3 separate regions of the Mus musculus genome follow, and regions 2 and 3 are each linked to region 1. Evidence: chromatin loops called from intact Hi-C (ENCODE). Cell type or tissue: left cerebral cortex. All regions are shown on one strand. Links, peaks and the distances in the headings refer to the core of each region. The heading gives the core; the rest is flanking DNA. Region 1 holds the start of B3galt1 (UDP-Gal:betaGlcNAc beta 1,3-galactosyltransferase, polypeptide 1). Region 2 overlaps B3galt1 (UDP-Gal:betaGlcNAc beta 1,3-galactosyltransferase, polypeptide 1). Region 3 overlaps B3galt1 (UDP-Gal:betaGlcNAc beta 1,3-galactosyltransferase, polypeptide 1).

Region 1 (7,319 bases), core at 979-5,978:
TAAAATTCTTCCAAGAAGTTCCATCTTTAATATTGGACGGTATTATTTAATTCATTTGGATTTAAGTTTCTTTGGAATTTTTTATCAATAATGTGTACCACATTTTAAACTTAGTACCTTCATACTAAGCCATCATGGACAAAGACATATTTTTGTCAGCTCACAGATTTGTGTAAAAAAAAAATTCCCACAAACTAAAAGTAACCATTTAGTATGTTAATAACATCCATAAAGTCCTGAATGTTGTAATAATTTAAAAGTTGTTATAATTAAAAAAAATCATCTGGAGGCAGGTGAATCTTGACTACAAATCTAACAACATACACCTTATAAATATATCAGAAAAAGAGGCTTTGGAGCCAGAAATCATGACTGTTAAAAACAAATATTCAGTAGCAATTTCTAATAAAGCTTCAGAAATAAAATTAACACCGCTACCTCTTTATTGGAAGTTGCTCATCTCTTTTTAGAATAACATAGCTAGGTTTTGCAAACTACAAAGATGGGGGTTTTGCACAGATCCCTCCTTGCTGCCCACACTATTCCTCTGGGGTGCCATACTTTCGTTTTCACTATTCAAGCAAACCAGAAAGGAGCCCAAGCAAAGCTGTTTCTCACTCTGGCATGTTGTTATTGTTGTTGTGGTGGTGGTGGTCTATGAAATTTGTCCAGTGGTCGGACAACAGAATCCCCATTAGATTCCCCAACAGATAACCCAGCTTCAAACAGGGAAATTGGTGTAGGCAGTTCAAGATCCCAGATCCCTGTGTTGAGCCAGTTTTTGGTTTTCCCAACCCTGCCAGGCAGGGGAGCTGCCCTCCCCACCTCTACAGCTTCCTGCAATCCCATCTCTGGTCACAGTCTTTCCCGGGCTGAGCCAGAGAGGGGAAAGTGCCTTGGTGCTGAAATATCTCATGAAGTTTCGAAAGGAGAGATCCTTACGGAGACAATAGATCCCAGAGAAAAGTCTCTAACGTTAAGTTTGTGCGTCCTATACAGGGATGGGGGAATCACTGTCCTGAGCAGCGAGCTCTAGACTCAGCCTGAGAGCACTACTCAGAAATAGCAGAGCATAATTGGTCTTCTGCGGAAAGGTTGCAGTGTAAGTGGAACTTGAAATGGCTTTACAAAACGGAACATGTAAGAAAAACAAAAAGAACAAAAACAAAAATCAGCATATGTCCTGGAAGAAGCTGGATATAAAAACCTGGTTCCCTTTGAATTAACGTGTTCCAAGTCTGGTAGCCCAGACCCCAGCAGGCTTGAAGTTTCTGACTGCGCAGCCGCTCTCCCAGTATCTGTCCCAGGACACACCAGTCCCAAACACGATGACACACCTGTCAGGGCTGCGAGGGAGGAAGTGCCTGCTCCAGGACATTCCTCCAATGTCCGCACTAGCACCACTCCACCTCTGCCCATTTGTCCAGTTGCGACCACCTTAGCTCAAAGGCGTAGTCCTCTGGAGTGGAATTCATTTCACCCCAAATCTGCGCTCCTGAAAAGTGAACTGAGCCTCCCACGCGGGGTTTCTGCCACCTATAAGTGGCCAGTCCCCAAGCCTAGCCTCTGGCCCTCGCCCCTTATCAACTTCTCTTTGCTTCAGCAAGGCTGATCAACCATTACTTTCTGCTCCAAAGTCCCTGGCGTAAAGTGAGACTTTGGGGAGCCTCGGTGAATGCGCTTCTCCCCCAGCGCGCTAGACCCAAGGGCTCCTTTTCATTAAGGCAATAAAGTTCAATTTGCCCGGCTCCTTCTATGCCAGAGGAGACTTTTCAATGCACCGAGTTCTCCGTCCCAGCGCGCTCAAAACATCCTGTTCATTCCAGCCCGGATCCTTGAAGGACATCAGTCTACATAAAGGGGACCTACTCCTCTCCTTTCAAAGTGCCCCAAACCTCGTGCGTGTGCGCGCGCACACTCATACCCACACTCTCTCACACACAATGCCATCCACGCGCTGTCAAAGTCTGTCACTGCCTAAGCCAGAAGGCAGGAGCTGAAGCCGCACCGGCGCGAGCATCAGCCTGGCCAGGCAGCAGAACTCGCTGTCTAGGTCCCAAACATCCTTGTCCGGATGCTCCGGCCACTAGGAGCTTGTAAGCACCCCAAGATTACAAGGCGGTCTGGAGAGCCGCACCTTACCCGCGGGACGCGCCGTCTCTGGCCGTTCTGCTGGCCCGCGGGCCACAGGGACGCTGCAGCCGGGGTCCCGAAGATGCTTATTCTCCGCTGCCGCTGCCCGGATCCCTGGCGCCAGCATCACTTCTCCCCCGCCTCCGCCTCCTCGTGCTCAGCTCGCGCGCCCGCCCCTCCCGGCGGCCTCCTGCAAGCCCCGCGGTGCTGGCAGCGCGCGGTGGACGGCGGCGGAGGCGGCAGCGGCGCCCGCGCGGGCTCGCTCAGCTGCACCAGCCGAGCAGCCGCGGCGGCAGCCGGAGCACCGGAGCCGGGTTGCGCTTCCCCGGCGACGGTTCTGGCCTCGGCGACTGACAACGCCCGGCAGCCAATCGCCGCCTCGCCCCGCGCGGCGGGGGGAGACCAATCAGAGCGGAAGGCCCAAGGTTTGCCTCCGCCTTTGCTCAGCAGGCTTGTTTCCGGGAGAGGATGCTGCTGGGGTGTGGGATGGAGGGGGAGGCAGGGCTGGGGCGACGGGTGGGGGACTTGGGCCCCGAAGCCCAAGCCCAAGACACAGGGAAGAAGCCCGGCCCACAAATGTGGACCCCGGGCGCTTTTTGTCTACCCTCGAAGAGCATCTTGGCATGACCCGACACTCCCGGGTAACTGTCCCCAGAGCCTTGGCACGGAGGTTCAGTGTCCTGGCATCACTATGCAGAGGTCTTGGGACCCGAGTAGAAGCGGCGCTACTGGAGAGCGAATCCCTGGAGGTGGTCGCCGCCTTGAAGGAAGCAAGCAAAGTCACCAGACAGCGCCCCCGTCCTTCTAGGTTTGGCAGCTGAAAAGTGGTACCTCCACTAGTGATCAGCCTGGAGATGTCCAAGGAAGGAGATACATTGAGGAACGTTTTTCAAAGTTCCTTGCAGAGTGGACCTTTCATGTTTGCTCTCCATAGAAACGTCAACCCCGCAGAACAACCACTACGGGAAAATAACCAAACAAAACCAAAGGAAACCAAACAGTGACTGTGTGAGCAGGCTAGTTAATTACCTAGCCCTTGCACGTTGGTTTTATTTACTCATATGGAGAGCATCAAGCCTAACTGATCCAAGAGGTTTTGCTTTAAGAGTTCGTGTGCGAATGTGACTGAACATTAAGTGACAATGTTTGATAGGAAACGGAAACAGAAACCTTTCTTGCCTGTCCTAATCTTTCCCTCAAACACTAATAATCTTTCCTTGTAGAGTATTTTAATTTTCCAGTGCAGTTATGCCAAAATCGCCATCAAAACAGCCCAGAGGACTACTTAAAAGCTTCCGCACTTAATTTCTAGAAACAAGGAAAACAAAATTAAAACTGTTTACACAAAGGCTTGTAGAAGAAAGGGACAGTCTCCAAATGACCCTTGTTCTCCAATGGAGACAGTAAAAGTCACCTCACAATGCTTTTTGTGAGTGTTTTTAAAAGAAAAAAATCATAGCTACATCATTTTCTGATAAAAATGACTTTGTTACTCGGTATGATCCTTTCTTTTTATTTCTATGCTGTTATTCATGTTGCTAGTTATTAAGGGGCTCGATTGTTTTTGCAATCAACACCACTCTTTTCTTCATTTACCTTTTTAGAAAGGAAGAGAGGGAGGGAGAGAGGGAGGGAAGGGAGAAAAATAAGAGAGAAGAAAGAGGGAGAGAGAGAGAGAGAGAGAGAGAGAGAGAGACAGACAGACAGACAGACAGACAGACAGACAGAGTGAGAATTATTATTTGATTTCCAGAACAAGCCATGCACAAACTTCTTGGACTTGTTACCATTTAGAAAAAGAAGATGCTCACTACGCAACAGACTTGCCTACTATTACCACGTTTTCAGTATAGAGAATATTCAGACCTTTGCTGTTTTCTGTGCCTTCCTCCTCTTCAGCCAGTTGACCCATCTTGCTAGGCCATCCCTTTCCAAACTGGCTGTGCTGACAGTAATCCCATTTCTTTACAGTTAAAAGCTGACATGTAGACCCTATTCCTTTGGTTTCTTTTTAATATGACGGTCTTGACATGGCTTCTCGTTTAAAATATATATATATATATATATATATATATATATATATATATATATATATATGTGTGTGTGTGTGTGTGTGTGTGTGTGTGTGTATAAACACATACATATATATACATGTATACACACATACACACATATATATATATATAGAGAGAGAGAGAGAGAGAGAGAAGTACATATATGTGTTCCTATTGCATAAAAAAAAAAAAACAGTATCTTCACAGACTATCCAAGGAACAAACCATGTAAGAAGGAAGCTCAGGAAAGAAAAGTAAACGTGTAATATATTCAAAAATGTGGAGGGAAGAGTTAATCTCTGAAAAAATAAACAGATCTTAAAGTTAGAAAGTCCAAAAGCAATAAGAAGCTGGTGAGAAAGCGCAGAAGGAAAATCGCATACCTCTAAGCCTGACCATCCCATCTCAACCCAGAGACCCACGTGTTAGGAGAGAACTCATCCTCTCTAGGGTACACTTCCACACCCACAACCCCACACATGAACACAGAAAATTAAAAGTACAAAAGTGCATTTGTTACAAAAGCAGTTACCATTTAGAAAAATCTCTAACAAAAAGGTAAGATTGAAGAGAACCTCAATTTTTTTAAAGGGATTTTTGGTGATAGAAAGAGGTAGGTGATTTAGGACCTTGCAAGCAGAAATGTACAGACAGCCCATGTAATTTTTATAAGTACTTTATATCTTACCAAATATGTGATTTTACAGTTTGTGTGTTATCTCATATTTTGTATCTTCTAGCCCTGTATAAGTTTTGCATAGCATAGTATTAGTGAATAAGTCAATCAAGTAATTCTGAACAAATGAAAGGCTTAAAGAGAATCAACAGCCAGGTGTACATAACACTAATATCTATCATTAGTGCTTTCTGCATTTAGCTTGGAATAAAACAAGAATTCAGAATTAACACTTGACAGGAAGAATTGTGAAAAATTTAAGATCGAGGAAGCCTTTTTATTTTAAGGATAAAGAAGAAAAAGAAAAGATAACATTCTACACAGCTAAAAATACTGTGTGTTTGGTGCTAGAATTCTCTGCACTTCTATGAGAACCAGCATAGGAGGCATAGAAAGGCCAATGTTTTTTGATTTTTAATGAATTGTTTATATTTAAATGAAAACTGTTTTAGGGCAATTTGTTTGTTTTTAGTTCCTAATTACATATGTCTGATTTTTTTCTCCCTGTTATTAAAGGAAGGTGTTTCTTTTTATTTAAAGGGATAAAGATTCACGTAATCAAAAAGTACGTCAAGAAATTATATATTAATTAATGCAGCCAATCTATCAGGGTCAGTTGGAATGAAAGCAAGAAACTAAACAAGGAGAGAAATCTGTCCACTTCTACCCCTGACTCTGTCAGTATGAATAATCTCAGGGCAGTCATTAAACCCCCACTCAGCAATCCTTATCTTAAAATAGAGATTAAAAACAAATCAAACTTGTGGCTGCCTCTCTCGGATTTGAAGCTTAACTTGTAATTAGGGCTACAAGTTATGAAAGGTTTCTGGGAAAGGCCATTGTGAAAAGGTAGAGAACATGGATTTAATAATGACATTACCCTCTCTCAAATGTGAAGTAATTTAATTCTCACTGTAGCTGTTCCTCATGGGTGGGAAATATCTATTTCGGCACATTATTGTACTGAGTTCTGAAGAGGCTCTTTTTGCCAAAGCTCTGATAGGTTGGTTATCAAGTACACTATGCTTTCTGTGCTGATGTTACTGGCAGGATTTTTCCTGTACTTTCTTCCCTGTGACATATTCAGTACAATTAGCATCTGAGCCTTTCACGTCTCCATCATTATAAAGGATAACACTTGTTTCATTATCTTTGAAAAATTATTCTTTTCATGAACTTATTTTCCCCAATCAATATAATTAATTACATGCTGCCAAGCATAAAGACCCTCATATTTAAAGCTAAAAATGCTTAGAACAATTGACATTACTTCAGATTATAAAATGATTACTAAACCATTTTTAGAAATAGGTGTTGGAACAGTGGAAAATGGACCGTATCAAATTGGGTTGTAAATTCTGACATAAGAACATACAGCTGGGCTAGAGGAAGATACTAGGGTTGTTGGGATGAAAGCCATATATATGTTCCTCAAAGAATGTAAAGAAAAAACTAAGACAAGAAAGATGTTTCTTGTATATTGGGCAACAGTTAAGTTATTTTAGATTCAATACTCTGAAATGCGGGTAGAGTCATGTACACTATATAATTGATTTGAATTAATATAAGATCTCTTAAAGTCTTGAATTATTGATGGTCTTTAACGGTGCTGCTATTAATAATATTAGACTTTTAATGAGTATTTGTTAATTTTATGGAAGTAAAGCTACTACTAAAATTTAAGCAAAGATATCCCTTTACACTATTAGATTATGCCGTTCAATTTTGATGATTCGAAAAGCAGCTATTTGCGGCTGACGAAAAGTCTCAGCAGGCAAAGACACCTGCCACCACATCTGACAACCTGCCATCAATCTCTTGGATCCATATGGTAGAAAGAGAGACCTGACTTAAGTTGTCCTCTGACCTAGACTCATGTGCCATGTCACACACATGCAGGCACACACACACACATACACACAGTGTGTACACAGGCCGGTTAAATAAAATGTAGTTAAAAATGTTACTTGATTGACTAAGAGAATTAAATCTCTTCTAACACACTCTTCTTTAGTTAATTTATTATTATTATTTTGCTTTGACCACTGAAGAGAAGACGCACATTACATTGGTCCAAACCGAAATGGGAAAATGGAAGGAAAGTGTGTGTGTGTGTGTGTGTGTGAGAGAGAGAGAGAGAGAGAGAGAGAGAGAGAGAGAGAGAGAGAGAGGAGGGAGAGGTGATCAGTGGGATATAAGAAAGAGACAAGTAATGACAAGTTTTCAAGGTATTTATGCACCTGTTCTTTATGACCTCACTAATCAACACTTTCATTAGGGACTAGTTAAAGCATAGGACACTGAAATGTTAATTTTTAAAAGGCTAATTGCTTCTATATTATTGTAATGAAATGTACTTTAAGTGCCTAGCACAGTACTGGGAGTCCAATATCTGTTTTATCAAGAATAGATGAACGTATAAACATTACATGAGGTTGCTGGGAAGAGGGAGATCA
Region 2 (7,319 bases), core at 735-5,734, 90 kb before region 1:
ACTTAAGAAGACCCAGGAGACTATGAGTTGTAATGCAGCCATTTTACTAACACTTATGAGCCCAAGGAGCCTCCCTGGAGTCAGCCTCAGTCTCCCAACTTCTGATGCCGTAGAACAGATGGCTGGCTGTCTTAACCAAACAGCTTGCTATTTTTACCTCACTTGGTGATTTGGAGATAGAGCCTTCTCCCAGACTGCACAGAATCCTTCCATAGATTTCAAGGCAAACGTCTTCCTACCAGGTAAAGCAGACACCATCCTTGTCGGTGTGTTTGGCGGCACCACTCATCATCCTTGGTTCATTTTGTGAGAGCTATATAATCTCATTATTTTACATCCTTCAATAAATGCAGGATTTCATTTTAGAATGCCTCCAAAGGTCTGCTCCAAATAGAATGTGCCTTTTTAAAAACGAATGCTACTGACAGGAAAACTGTTTCTCTGCCCAATGCCACCTGCTATTTAAAAATATTCAATATTTATTTTATCTTTTTTATTCAAGTTTTGCTCTTTAGGAAATGCCACTAGTGCTATAATAAATTCTATCCCATTAAGTGACATATTTTCTTTTCAAATATCCTTCAATGCTGTCATGAAAAAAAAAAAAAAAAAACAAGTTTCAAATGCATTATCTAAATTCTATCAGCTGAAAAAAATACGCATTTTAATACTTTCGGTGGGTGCCGGGGAGGGTTTAGTTCCTCCTAGCTTGCTCAACAGGCACTTTACCAACTGAGGTACCTCTTTATCCCTCAAATTTTATTATTCTTTTTGTCATGTGGATTAGTCTTTCAATGGTATAAGGAATAAAATACCTTACAACCTGTGTTTTCCCATTAGATGTTTATTAGAGAATCTCTGAGATTTCATGTAAGCTAGCACATTGCCTCCTCTACAGGGCCTTATCCAGATCAGATTTCACACACTGAAGTTTCATTATATTACTCTACTTAATTAATTCAACATCCGATTTTATAAGATTTTTCCCAACTGACAAAATCAAATGGTTCCTTTAATGGCATAATAAAGCTAATTTAATTTTACATGTATGGTTCCATTTATGTGAGTGATTATACATCTAAGTTTAGGAACAGCATATTGTTGTTCAAATGTTAATGGAGACAGTGGCTTCCCACTGCATCTTTTAATGCCCTCTCTTGGCAGAAGCAAATAAATACATTAAAGTAAAGTGCATCCCACTAGCTGTGAGGACTCCTGTTCTAACAGGGCTTTTTCAGGGGCCAGTGATGTCATTCCATTTAACCTCCCGTTCATAAGTGAAAGGACTGATAAATGACAGTCAAACAGTAGTTACAACTGTACCCTCTGGAGCGCCCAGATAATCTAGTAGAGGACTATAGGATCGAGAAAGCATGTATACAGCCCTGTTCATCCATCCTGACGCCTCTTTCATCTATTTTACAATTAGTGCAAATTTTAATTAGGAAAAGGGAAGGTTATATTTTAAAATCCAGTTTTCAAACAAAAGAGGTCATGAACGTAAAAGATACTAGACACTGGGGTAGAGGGTATACATGAGACTGTCTGAAGAGAGGCAAGGAAAAGAGGAAAGATGTAATTATAGTTTCCAAAAAGAATGAAAATATGATATTCTTTGAAAATTACTGTAAAAATAACTAAGGATTTTGTTCTATTGCCAGCAGTAAGCCCCTTCCCAGTTAGAGTCCAGCTCCTCTTTGATACACCCTAAGCCTCAGGAACGCGGAATGGGCATGCCAACAGAAGATTCTGTCTCAAACTTTATCATTAGATGGTGACTATATATGGAGAGAGTTGCATAATTTGAGACTGTCGTTCCCATTTTTAAACCAGTTTGGGACGTCAGAATTATTTGGAAAGCTTTTAAGACCTGGCAGTACTAGGTGTGTGCAGAACCAGATCCCTAGGAAAGGGAGATTGGCTGTGTTGGTGTACATTGCTTTATGTTTCACTCCCCAGTCTTCTACTTCATTTCTCAATATAAAACTAGTACTGGCTCAACCTGCCCTGGATGAAAATCCAAAGTGCCTCCAAATCTGAAATTTAAATACTCACTTGACACAGAAGAAATTTCGATGCCTGGTCTCATAGACAGAATGCAGGCAAAGTAATTGTGTTCAATAAAATTACTTTAAATCTATGTATATATGGCACATATAAAATAAAACAATTTTATGTTTAAACTTGGCTCCCAGCCCAAAATCACTTTATTATGACTCAGACATTCCAAGACCCAAAACTATCCACAATGTAAATAAATATCTTTAGATCCAAAGCATTTCAGATAAGAGATAGTCAACCCACCATCGGCCTCTGCAGTGATCTAATAAGCTAGGTTTAAGAGACAGAATTTCATTTTCACCCTATTTTCTTCAGACAGTATGAGCAGTGCAGTGATGCACAAAATGGCCTGCTCAGGCACCCCGGGGAGCTCCTGAACTTAGGTGAACTTCATTAGCATCTATAGAGGAAGCACTGTGCTAGATTCCCTCTGGAGAACCCAATAACCAGAATCCCCACTGGGCGCAGACTTCAGTTGTAGTCTCCATCAATTAGCAAAGCCACTAAAGGCTTGGGGTAGAGAATCAACTTGTTTTCACTTCCCCACTGCAAACAGCATGACAGAGGAGACAGGGAAAAATAGAGAAGATCAAAGGATCCGAGCACCATTTGCTTTGCTTAGAGTGTGTTCCATAAACATACATGGAAGTTTATAAATACTTCTACTTCTTACTGGGTTTGTCCGTGGAAAATGGGGAGATGCATCAATAGAGCTTATAAGCAGACATCCTCCTGGGTTTGAGCTGTGTTGTGGAATTCTATGGCCACCAAGGGCTTGTCTTGGATAGACTTCAAAGACTTTCTTAGTATAACTAGGTTGGTTAAGGGAAAGCTGTGTAAGAACACAGCAGCATCTCTGAATTTGTGGTGTTTTATTTCAAAGCCCAATTTTGTTATTTCTTTTGTAATATGACTTTTGGAAGCTCTACAAGCCTTTAGCCCTTAGTTCCCTGATTCAAAAGCTATGAATAGATGTTAGTTATTGCTCCTCTCATTGTAACACTGGTCTTTCTACCACAGACCTGACGTTACAGGTCTCAATATGATATAGTCAACTCAGTATATATTTACCAACTCATAGCAAGAAAGATCACATCTCTGGTGATCTCTCAAAGGGAAGGTGGTGGCAATGTATAAGAGATTATTTGGCTCAAGAGCGGCAGAAAGGTAAGAAATACTAAATGGTTAGGAAATAACTAATTTTATTCTACTTCTTCCTCTGAAGCATCACTGGGCTTCAGATGACTGATTCTCAGCATTGAGGGAGTTGGTGGCATTGTGGTGGAAGAGGATACTGACGACACTGCTGATGATCTGGAAGGCCACAGAGCTGGAAACACAAAATGCAAAGGATCAGTCCCTTCCAGGAGATTTTGGAACATGTTAGAGAAATCTAAGATGTTAGCCTACAAACTTTGGTGAGATGAAGTCTAGGCAGCGTGAATGTGTACTGCTGACATGGACATAGCCAAAAAAAAAAAAAAAAAAAAAAAAAAAAACCAACCAACCAAACAAACAAACAAACAAACAAAAAGCCCAATGCCTCTGACCCATGGGAAACTGGCCAAACTTTCCCTGGACTAGGATTAAGGAAATGGCAAAGCCTTTTTTTCCTGGTCCTTGTGTGGGTATTGATAGTCAGTCCAAAAAAAAAAAAAAAAAGTCTGCTTTAGCTATCTTCTCCTACCCCAAGTCTAAATCTAAATACTGCTCCCCAACAGAGACTGTTCCTACTGAGATTGGCTATGCCTGCCTCTTTGTTCAGATGTATGCCATAGCCCCACCTCTCTGTTCAATTGTATCTAATAAATACCTAGAGCTTCCAGGATGCTGAAGCTTTCTTTCAGAGAGCCCAGCCCATCTTATCTCAGCTTTTCCAAGCCCCTGTGTCTGTTCATTCCGTGTATCTGTCTTTGTCTATTCTTCACTTCTCTGCCATCTCAGTCAGGCCAATCTTTGGAGCAGTGCTGGATGCAGTAATCAAGGTTTTATCCATGAACAATAGTTACCATAACAACAAAATATCAAACAGGCATGAGCAGAGATGAGAGTATGAATCCCGGGACAGGAAAGGCCAGGTGCTTAGGGAGGATCCTGAGCCGAGGTTAAGGTACCTACAGTGCATCGAGATGTGCAGAGGAATTGATGATGCAAACAAGTAGGGTGTTGTTTTAGCTATCGAGGAGTAACCATGGCTCTGGAGACCAAGGATTCAGGTCTCACGAAGCAAACAAACAAATAAAAAAATCTACAGCTATACCTCAAAATGAATATAAGACAGCTTATTTTCAAGACAAATATGAGTGACTATGGCACAAGCATCCAGATTTAGGCTCCTCTAACTTCCATGAAAGCAGTCTCCTAACATCTTTATAGGAAAGAAACATAAATCATGACACTTTTCAAGTACATTGGTGGAAACACTGGACAGGGATTTGTAGCAAGATAGGGGACAAGCTCCTATAGGCTTCTGATGATATCTGATAACATTTTTCTACTTTGGGGTTGGTAAAAGTTAGTGATCTCCTAACACTCTTAAAAGGGAGCTATCTGTCCTAGGATGTTCCGACATGGGGGGGGTGACTACTTGGTGGGGGTGCTGCTAAACATAGCCTGAGATAAGATGATAGCCCCCAACCTTCAACATCCCAATGCCCCGCCCCAATCCCTGCAATTCTAATTAGTCAAGCAATGTTTGGAGACAACCTTTGCTCCTAGGAATTCTCATTGACATGGGATTACTTGGAATAACAAGCTCCAACGTGGAAATGATGACATTAAGTATGTATAGTTACAGAACAAAAGAGAAGTCATAAATAAAGGAGGCTATATATTTTCAAATACATTGTTAGAAACATCGGGTAGGTAGTTTCAGGAAAGCAGAGAAATCTGAGCTAAAGGTTTCAGGTACACACTCTTAGCTTTGTGTTGCTAGAAGCTAGTGGTCAATACATCTCCCCAATTTGTAATTGAGTCTCAAAGTGATGCCAGATCAGACACAGAGTTGGGCCATGGATGTTTGTTAATAAGATCAAATAGAGTAAATTTGGTTCCATGTCTGTAGCATTCCAACCCTTCACAACCACAAAGCTCTTGTCAATCAACCAGCCTTGGAAGGTTTTAAGTAAAAGTGTGGATTTCCTTTCTAGTGACTTCAGGATAGAAAGGAGTGGGTAAATTAACATGACAAACATTTTGGAGGAATCTGGTGACAAGGTGCCATGTGTCTAGAGACAATGGAAATTCAGAGGTCTGTAGAATGAACAGCCGGCAGGATAATGATTTCTTCTTATTAAATAGTAAACGCATAAAGTGTGTGAAGGAGTGAGTATATGCCACAGAGGAAAAGGTTTTGAAAGTTAAGAGTTTAAAAGTGAAGCTGCACAGGCATCCCGAAGCATCACCGGAGCATCCAGAGAGCACCCAGTATTCCGCTCCTGCTGTGCCAACCTCTCCAGGAAAAAATACAGTGTCAATCAGCCAGGCTTATCCAGCATGCATCTGCCCTGCACTCTGAGGGAGGATGCTCCCTAGCAGGCTCTAATCTTCAAGGAACCAGAATAGATGGACAGCACTATTTCACTAATAGTTAACAGTGTCACTTTTATAGCTTTTGAACTCCACATCCTATCCATAAAGGGATCAGCTTTTATTGCCATCATTTCAAAAGTAAAATGGAAACATTTGCTCTAGTTCAAATAGCTGGTTACTGAAGGATCTGGTACTGTTAACACAAGCCCATTCTGATTCTAGCACTGGCTATGCCTTAATGTCTAACCTTAATGTACACACACACACACACACACACACACACACACACACACACACACACACACATTGCTTGGCACACTACCACTAAACAAGGCCCTGTAGCAAACATTAAGTAAGGCTGTATGTATGTATATATATATATATATATATATATATATATATATATATATATATATGCAGGTTTTTGCACTTTGATAGTACAAAATCTACTGTAGAAAGTCTGAAAGTTAATATTTTACTATGTTTTAAAATGCACAGTAAATTTTTAGGCAGAAAGTATAAAACTTTAATCACAAAACTTGGAATCTGGGGGAAGCTCTATTAGGAAAAGGCTGAAATACAATAATACACTTTGACAGCAAATTCATACTAGAAACAACTGTGTGGTGCTTGGCCCACTACCACTAAACAAGGCGCTGAAGCGAACACTAAGTAAGGCTGAATGGCTTGGCAACAGTGGGTTCAGGGAAATTATTCAGCATTTACAATGTTCTACACTGTAAGTGTTGGCGTCAGGAAGTGGGTTTAAGTCAGGAACCAGCTTAATGGTCACTGGTCATCTCTGAATCCAGGGATGACAGTGACATCACACATAGTTAACAGGGACCCGCACATCTGTTGCCATGGCAGTCGCCATATATTCCCAGGATCCAACTGGTCCACCTCCCACCTTTACCTGGGAGAGGTTACATCACAGCCCAAATAAAAGGCTGACCTCCTGACCGTCATTCTTCCTGTCCCCCTTTGTCTTCATCTCCTCCCTTTGCCCTTTTCCCCCACAGTAAACCTCTCCTATGGAACTGTACTGGCATGGTGTGATCTATCCAATTCTAACACAACAATAAGAAACACTGATACTTCTGGGATGAAATGCATGTTTCTTGACTGAGCCCAGAAAATTGGGGAACACACTCAATAAGATATTATGGTACCATTTGTTTCCTTCTTTCTCTCTTTCTTTCTTTCTATTTTTCTTTTTTGATTTTGTTTTTGTTTTTGTTGGTTTCTTGTTTGTTTGTTTTTTGAGACAGGGTTTCTCTGTATAGCTCTGGCTGTCCTGGAACTCACTCTGTAGACCAGGCTGGCTTCAAACTCAGAAATCTGACTGCCTCTGACTCCCAAGTGCTGGGATTAAAGGCATGCACATCATTTGTTTCTTGTAAGGGCACTCAGGGGAACTGCTTCCAACTCAGGAAGCCTGTAGCTCTCAACTGGGGCTCTAGAGCCACGGAAGGTAGGGAAAGCAGCCACCCGGAGTCTGGAGACTATGCAGGCATTAACCAAGAAAGAAGGTGGCAGGAAAAGTTTAAACAGTGGGACAGTCAAAGCCATGTCCTGCTCTGTGCAGATTTCCTGCCATGAAGGCAGATCACCAGTTAGGACCATTATATTAGCTCCTTTCAAAATGTCTTTTTACAATAGGCATTTCTCTTTAAATTAGAATCTATTCCTCAAAACTGAACCAAACTTGCCCTATCTTTTGGTGG
Region 3 (7,319 bases), core at 878-5,877, 250 kb before region 1:
TTAGTTAAACAGTTACTTCATTATCCACCACATCTACAGAACAACCTGCACATTTCCCAAACAATCAGACCCTCTTTCAATGTTCTTTCAATTTGATCCCAGTGTTCTCGTTTTTCATCTCAATTGAATGCAGCCAGTACAGCAATGCGAAGGAGGAAGAATTGGGCTGTGGTTTAGAAGGCTTCAGTTTATTCTGATTATTTAGGATTAATAAGTGTAATCAGATTTCCCTTTGAATTTTAAATTTAGGAGTGGATTAATGGATTTTTCAACTAGTTTTTGAAGATGTTATTTAAATTCTTAAATGACCCTGCAGATTGCTTTCCTTATGAATGGCGAAGCTTAGGTTTCATGGCATTGAATTTGAAATAAAGATATGCATATATCTTTTCATGTCTTCCTTTTTTTTAGGATTGACAGAAAGTAAATTATATAAGCCAAGTAATTCTGCCAACAGATGCCATGCTTCTGCAGTCGCAGCATAGTTTGAATTTCAATCTCCTCAGTTAGAAAGCTGTATCCCGTTCCATTTTGTTTTATATATTGATGTCTTTATAAATTCATAGAGTGAATTATTTATACAATAGAAAAACAACACTGGAACATGGCGTCCAGACTATGCACAGGGGTTTATGCTTCGAGCTCTACCTTTCTAGACTGTCTACTTATAAAGTCCACATAGCCCCGAGCACCGTAAGCCAATCCCATAAGTTCTGTACAGTTCAGATAAATTACTGTAACATGTTATTTTGTACCTGATTCCCTGTTATAATGAAGTTCAGAACCTATACATTATGTGAACAATTAAGTATAATAGGCTATTTTTAAACATGAAGACAATGCCAATTAAAATTCTCTAGATAAACATGTGTAATTATAGTAATTACAATTTAACAATAACTCACTGGCACTTACTATTATAAACTCATAAACTATTATTCAGTACCCCATAAAACTCAAATTCTAATTGAAAGTGCTAGTTTAGCACAATTCCCACAAGCCATCACTCTTTAATATTCTGGAATGAATGAGATTTTTGTTGAGCTATTAATTGGCACTGACAAGGGATAACCACTGGAACGAATCTGAAGTTATGGATAGCAATTAATCACACTGCCTGTCAACTTGAGTGTCAAACAAAATTCGATAGTCCTTTAAAATAATTTTTTTTAGAAGTTTGTACATTTTCATGTTTCAGTTCACTTAGTAGAAACAGAAAGTATATTTCTGGCAAAGTCAAGTAACAGTCAGATAATATTTCCGTAAATATGAGTGGTACATTTTCTTAGTTAATAAAGAGGCCTTTAATTTTCTGCTGAAATTACATTCAGGATTAATCTGTGTCTGTACACATGAGAAATATTTCCCTGTTATATTTCACACCTGCTTTTCCTTAGTGGGTATGCCTCTGACTCATCGATCACCATCCTATATAGCATGCAGTGTGGCACTGCACAGGAAGAAGGAATGCAGGGAGCCGGAGCTTGGGAGAAAATAAGAGGAGACATTGAGATGCCTCAATTCATCAGTGTCTCGTTGAATTGGAGTGAGGAAACATCAAGATTTTATTTACCTTCTAATTTTATTTCTAATTAACAGAGCAAGTGGTGTTTTCTTTCCTTGTTACTTATATACCAGCAGCATCTATGCCAGACCCAGAAGGTCTCTGTTTTCTCTGTGACACTTCAAAAGTCATTATGAGGTTCTTTTGACAACTACAAAGTGACTGTAGAACTAAAACTATTTATTATATTCATCAAAATCCAAGCCAGCCCAACTACCAAGTGATAACCCAATAACACCAGCTCAAATTCTAAAGATATAAACATTGTAAAGTGGAGACAGTGATCTTAGTGGGCAGATTTTCACTAGATAAGCAGTCTCATGGGCATCATTTAAATATTCATGAATTTCAGGTGTTTGGTGGGGGAAAGATTGCTAAAAAAAAGTTTTATTTCATTTATTATGCTAATATTGATAGATCTTGGAAAGGTTAACAAACTAAAAAGGAATTTTTCAATAAATTAAGGAAATGAGAGTACTGTTTTTTCTCTGTGACCCAAAGCTGAAAACAAAACAAAACAAAACAAAAACAACAAAGAAAATTCTGAATGAGTCTTCCTATACAGATGAAATTGTCAACCACTTTAAAGACCAAAGACAGGAAAATTCCATAGTGAAGCTGCATATTCAGAAAAATTTTAATGTATTCATATGTTACATAACTTACTATACTTACTAGTACTCTATGTAGAACAACTTCCATTTTAATTTTTTTTTTATGTTTTACTTCTATTTGTAGTAACTACACTAACACTCATTATTGACTTTTGACAGCCAAAATAGGTAATGGCCATGACTTCTGTTCTGTCCTGCTTAAACTTGCCTTACTATAAAGGACACGCTTTCTTCTTACTGACTATTTTACTGCCCAGGAATTATAGAGTAGTTTTGTTGTTTTCCTCATAAGTTGTGTGTTTTCTACTCTGATTCTGGATTCTTCCTTCTCTATTTCCCTCTCTACTCTATAGTATTATATAACTTGAAGTGTATATATAAATCACAAGCAGTGGGTTAATTACTATCAATCCTCTGGAATTATATGTTTTGGTGAAACCATGCTGACAATGAATATTTAATATGTAAACTTTTTTAAAATTCAGGACAGGAACAGGAGCCATAATTATTCTGGTTGATTTGAAAGGTTAGTTACTCCTGGTCTTTGAAAATTCCAGGTTAAATAAATCTTGTATAAATTGACACGTAATCCATGTCTTGACACATAATTCAGACATCTGACAGAGGTACATGTTTCTGGAATGTGCTCTGCCTCATGCCTCTGTCTAAAGGGCTCTGGATTGGCTTCAGGAGAGATTTCTCTTCTTCTCTCATAAAATGGAAGCTCTGCCTTCTTACATTGCTTTTGAATTAGAAGCACAGATTTCACATAGTCTGCCCTCTTCAGACCTAGCAAACATCTTGCTGTCATGGTGACATTTAATAAAAGAGAGATGCCCTTTCTAGACATTTTGTGTCCCTGTCATGTGTCAAAATACATGGACTGGAGAAACTCATATCTGACTTACAGGAGAGTCCTACCCTACCTAGTAACATACATAAAACGACCTTTTAGTGTGAATGTAGAGACATTCATTGAGGGCAGATGCAAGACAAGTTGATACAAGGAACTTTGTGTTTTCTGTTGAAGTCTTGATAGGTTGTTCAATGTCCTAAGTCCCCTTCAGCCACATGGTAGAGTTCTTTCAGGTGTGACATTTGGGAGAAATGTATAGAAGATACAATGTTTCTCTTTACTGGGATGAGAATTATGTAACTTCACAGGTTTTCAAAATAGTTTTAAAAGTAAGTTACTGTGAGGGATGGAATTATGTATGAAAAGTGACGAAATCTATGCCGAGGAGGCCAAATCTGTTCAACAATTGAACTGCAGGACTCTGGTACGATACGTAATGATGACAATACGCACTGAGCATATCCAGGAAGCTCCGAGCGCATTTAACCAGCTCAGTTTATGATATGATAAAATTCTTTGTTTTGAGAAGACTGATAAAAATCTTTATTTATATTTTGAATATTGGTATGCAATTTTGTACTCATTTATCTGACTTCTAAGAGGGACAGCTGGAGATATAATGAAAATCCAAAATATCTCTGTTCTTAATATATATTCTACTGAATTGAAATTATAAAGCTTTTTATTTATCCACTAAAATAACTTAGAAACAAATAACATATAAACTCATGTGCTTGAAAAACTTTTAACAGCTTTTTTGAAACATTCTGACACCATGAAAATCTTACTTAGGTCCACAGACCTGTTAATCTTTATACAATGGACGAACTTTTAAAATGACACAATTGGACAAAACTCCCATAAAAAACATAAAAATCCATCCAGTTAGAAAATCAGATCTATAATTAATGCTCTTCAAAATTAGAAAAGACAATGGCTACCCAAGTTCATCAAGAATTTCTATCAAATATTTAACAACAAATTATTTTCATCTTTCACAATCTCTTTCTGGATACAGAAACAGAAGTCAGTATCCCTGCTGCTTGAAAACAAGCCAAGTGCAATGTAAATAAATAGAGAAATCCACAGACCACTGTCTCTTACACTGTCCAATGATACAGTAAATGAATTATAATGAAACCAAATAGGGTTTGTCCTAGGAATTTATGCTTGTTTAAGACTCCAAAATCAATAAATGTACTCCAGGAAATTGTCAGGGTGAAAAGGACAAACAAACAAAGAAAAAAAAAAAAAACACAAACCAAAACCACAATAAAACCCACATGTGCCTCACAACACAAAGGGAGAAAAGAAAATGAACTACAACACATGATAAGATTTAATACCTCTCTATAAAAACAAATGAACAAGTAAACAGAGAAACAGCGAACAGACCAACAAATGAACACACAAACTCCTAATAAAGTAGAGTAGAGAGAAATTTCTTCCACTTAAGAATGATACCATGGTTGGAGCCATTTCTCAGTTGGTGATGTTCTTACTATACAAGAACGAGGATTGAGTCAGGCCTCTTATATGTTCTTATAATTTCAGTACTGAGGAGGTGGCATACGTGGGTCTCTGGCACTTGCTTTCTTAACAATAAAACCTAATTTGAGAGTTTCAAGCCAGTTAGAGACCCTCTCACAACCCAGATGGTGAATAGCTCCTGTGTGTCCTGTGTAACAGTATCTGAGAATGACCTCTGGCCTCCCCACACATAGACACATAACACAAAGCTTTGTTCTCTCTCTCTCTCTCTCTCTCTCTCTCTCTCTCTCTCTCTCAGTAACTAAATAAATAGGACAAAAGACTATAAAATCTGACTGTTACTCTCATAGTGAATGGCAAGAAACTCAACCTTTTGCCACTAGATAGAAATGAAGCACATACATACCCTTTGCTTTCTAATGATGTCATGTTCATAACAAAATTGAAAACTTATGTCCACACAAAATTTACATGTGAATGTTTATAGCAGAATTACTCACACTTATCAGAACTTGGGGGCAGCCAAGAAGGTCCAAATAAAAGTAGTAAATTATTATTTGATGTTAAGGTAAAATGAGATCCAAGCCATGAAAAGTTTTAGAAGATATTCAAATAAATGTATATTAATATGAGAAACTGATCTTAATTTTTTTAGACTGTATGATGCTTTGTGACTCTCTTTAAAGTGCCAAAGCTTCCCAAGGCTTGGGTTTCGGGTGCTGATACAAAAGGGGATAACTCAGAATATTTTCAGGGTAATAACATGAAATTGTATGATGCCTTAATAATAGGCTATATCTTTTTATATTTGTCTATACCTACATAATGCAAAACTCCTATACAGATTTCAAGTCCAGACTAAGGGCTATGGGAGAGCATGTAGTGGTGAGGATATTGATGAGAGATTTGTCATTAGGGAGTGGAAGATACATGAGAAGTCACTGTGCCAAACATCTTAACTTGCTTTAAAAAGTGAATTTATTAATTTGAAAACAAAATAAAAGTATAATAAAGCCTTAACCAAATATCAAAATATCAATAAATACATTTAAAATTCAATTTAATAATCATTTCACTACACTTTTAGATTACTTAAAATTCAAAACTTTAAGAATCACATCTTTTTTCAAATGGTTCAGGGAGATTAACACACATCCTTGAGAAGGCCTTGCATTATGTAAAATGAATAACAACTGTGTGCCTAATAGAGGACCATTCCTATATTTACATCAAAAGGATTACATTCATCTGAACATATTTTTGAAAAAAAAAATCAAGTGTTACTATCCATAGTTTTGCAGAATAATTATGTTTCTTACTTTTTTAAAGTTTCAAAATCCAATTTTTAAATCACTGAAGACACTGTTCTAATATTAACTTAATGAACCCACAGTTTCTTCTGCCTAAGCAATGGAGATGCATTTAAAACCTTTGCAGGGGAAAGGTCAACATTCCTTGTAAAAGGCAGCCTGGAGTATGTGAACCTAGGAATCATTAAAGAAATGTTAAAAATGCATTTCCCAGAGATTGTTTTATTCAGAAAGGATATGATCTACTAGAATCTCCACTGAGTGGAGATGACTCAGTGACTCATGATTCCAATATTCAAAATGTGTTTACGATTATCTGAAGAGGAGAAACCGGGATTTGTTTTGTTTAAATGTAATTTTGTCCCACCTCGAAACGGCCAATACATTTTCCATATATCCGTTTTTGGAAAGGATATATGGGCCCCTCAGAATAGCTTAGGAAGTCCTGTTCCTTACTTCTTAATCCACTTTCTTCCATCCTATCCAGACTTTAGCATTCTCTGCTACTTCTAGAGAGTAGTAGTGTGGAGTCTAGATTTAGTATTTGTTTTAGATATCTATTTGACTCCATTAGCAAATCCCAGGACTTCACAAAGATCCCACGCTATCCAGTTAAGGAGATTACATCACATGTGGAATATTAGTTTTAATAATCACTTCCAAAATTCTGTGACCCTGGTACAAATTTGCCTTTTCTTCTCATTTTCCCCTCCATGTTATTTTATCCTGACCATGTATTTTCAAATATAGTTTTAAAGAATTTTTTTTTCTGATAACCGAGGGCTTGGCCTTTTCATAGTACTACAGGTCAGATCCATGCAATTTCAGAGATATAAAATATTGTAAAAAAAAAAAAGTCAGACTATTGCTTTAACTGGAGCTAAGAATCATGACCTTTAACTGCTTAGATCTGTGGATGACTTGGGAAGTACTCCAGTTTAGAAGAAGGAGAAATGTGCACAGAAATATGTGATGCAATGTATGGTAGAGTTTCTACTGCTTCTTGAAGTAGGAAAGCAGTTGGAGAAAGTTGGTGCTATGTTAGAGCTTGCAGTAGATTCCAATCAGCAATAAGATACTGTAAAAATGAAGCCAGCAAAGAGATGTGACTCTCCCTTTACAGGATGAAATTTCAATGAACAGTGTAAGCTAATGGAAAGGGTTTGTATGGAATAGAAAATAAATAATGCTCACTCACTCATTCATTCATTCATTCTGGGTGAGTTAAAGACTCTTAATCCATGGCTTCTCTTCAGGTACCAGTTATAAACAGACACTGGAATGTGTGTGTTCATGTGCAGGCCACAGTCACCTTGACAAGAGACAGAGCTGGGGCTCAGATCTCTTCTCTTGCACCTTCCTTTTTAAGAGAAGAACAGAAGAACAAGGGTTTCTCTGTGTCTTGACAACTATTGGTTTGTTTTGAAATCAAAAATACAATGATTCTCTTCTTTACTGAGTTTTTTAGCCAGACACTCTAGTTA

The links. Peaks named below come from ENCODE experiments on the same cell type or tissue, not always from the same donor. Only the 100,000 strongest peaks of a DNase experiment are listed, where the experiment ranks them.
Region 2: it touches region 1 in a loop (2.7-fold over the local background); 3 of 42 quality-filtered maps call a loop at or near these places.
Region 3: a loop joins it to region 1, with 2.7 times the contacts of the local background. A loop is called at or near these places in 3 of 42 quality-filtered maps.

What each region holds. Positions count from the first base shown.
Region 1 is chr2:67,560,858-67,568,176 of GRCm38, reverse strand. It overlaps B3galt1 (UDP-Gal:betaGlcNAc beta 1,3-galactosyltransferase, polypeptide 1), which reads right to left and starts at 2,488. Exons shown (of 6, transcript NM_001379327.1): 1 at 2,143-2,488. In left cerebral cortex, for the core only: a CTCF peak has its summit at 2,925; DNase peaks (open chromatin) are centred at 1,317, 2,022, 2,476 and 2,910; H3K4me3 peaks cover 2,650 bases; H3K27ac peaks cover 2,563 bases.
Region 2 is chr2:67,650,379-67,657,697 of GRCm38, reverse strand. The region is part of intron 1 of B3galt1 (UDP-Gal:betaGlcNAc beta 1,3-galactosyltransferase, polypeptide 1); the gene reads right to left. Among named protein-coding and RNA genes, the nearest start is that of Mir7224, 21 kb to the left of the region's middle. In left cerebral cortex, for the core only: no CTCF peak of the experiment used is centred there; DNase peaks (open chromatin) are centred at 1,255 and 2,756; H3K27ac peaks cover 1,552 bases.
Region 3 is chr2:67,810,058-67,817,376 of GRCm38, reverse strand. All of the region lies in intron 2 of B3galt1 (UDP-Gal:betaGlcNAc beta 1,3-galactosyltransferase, polypeptide 1), which reads right to left. Among named protein-coding and RNA genes, the nearest start is that of Mir6335, 33 kb to the right of the region's middle. In left cerebral cortex, for the core only: no CTCF peak of the experiment used is centred there; a DNase peak (open chromatin) is centred at 3,384.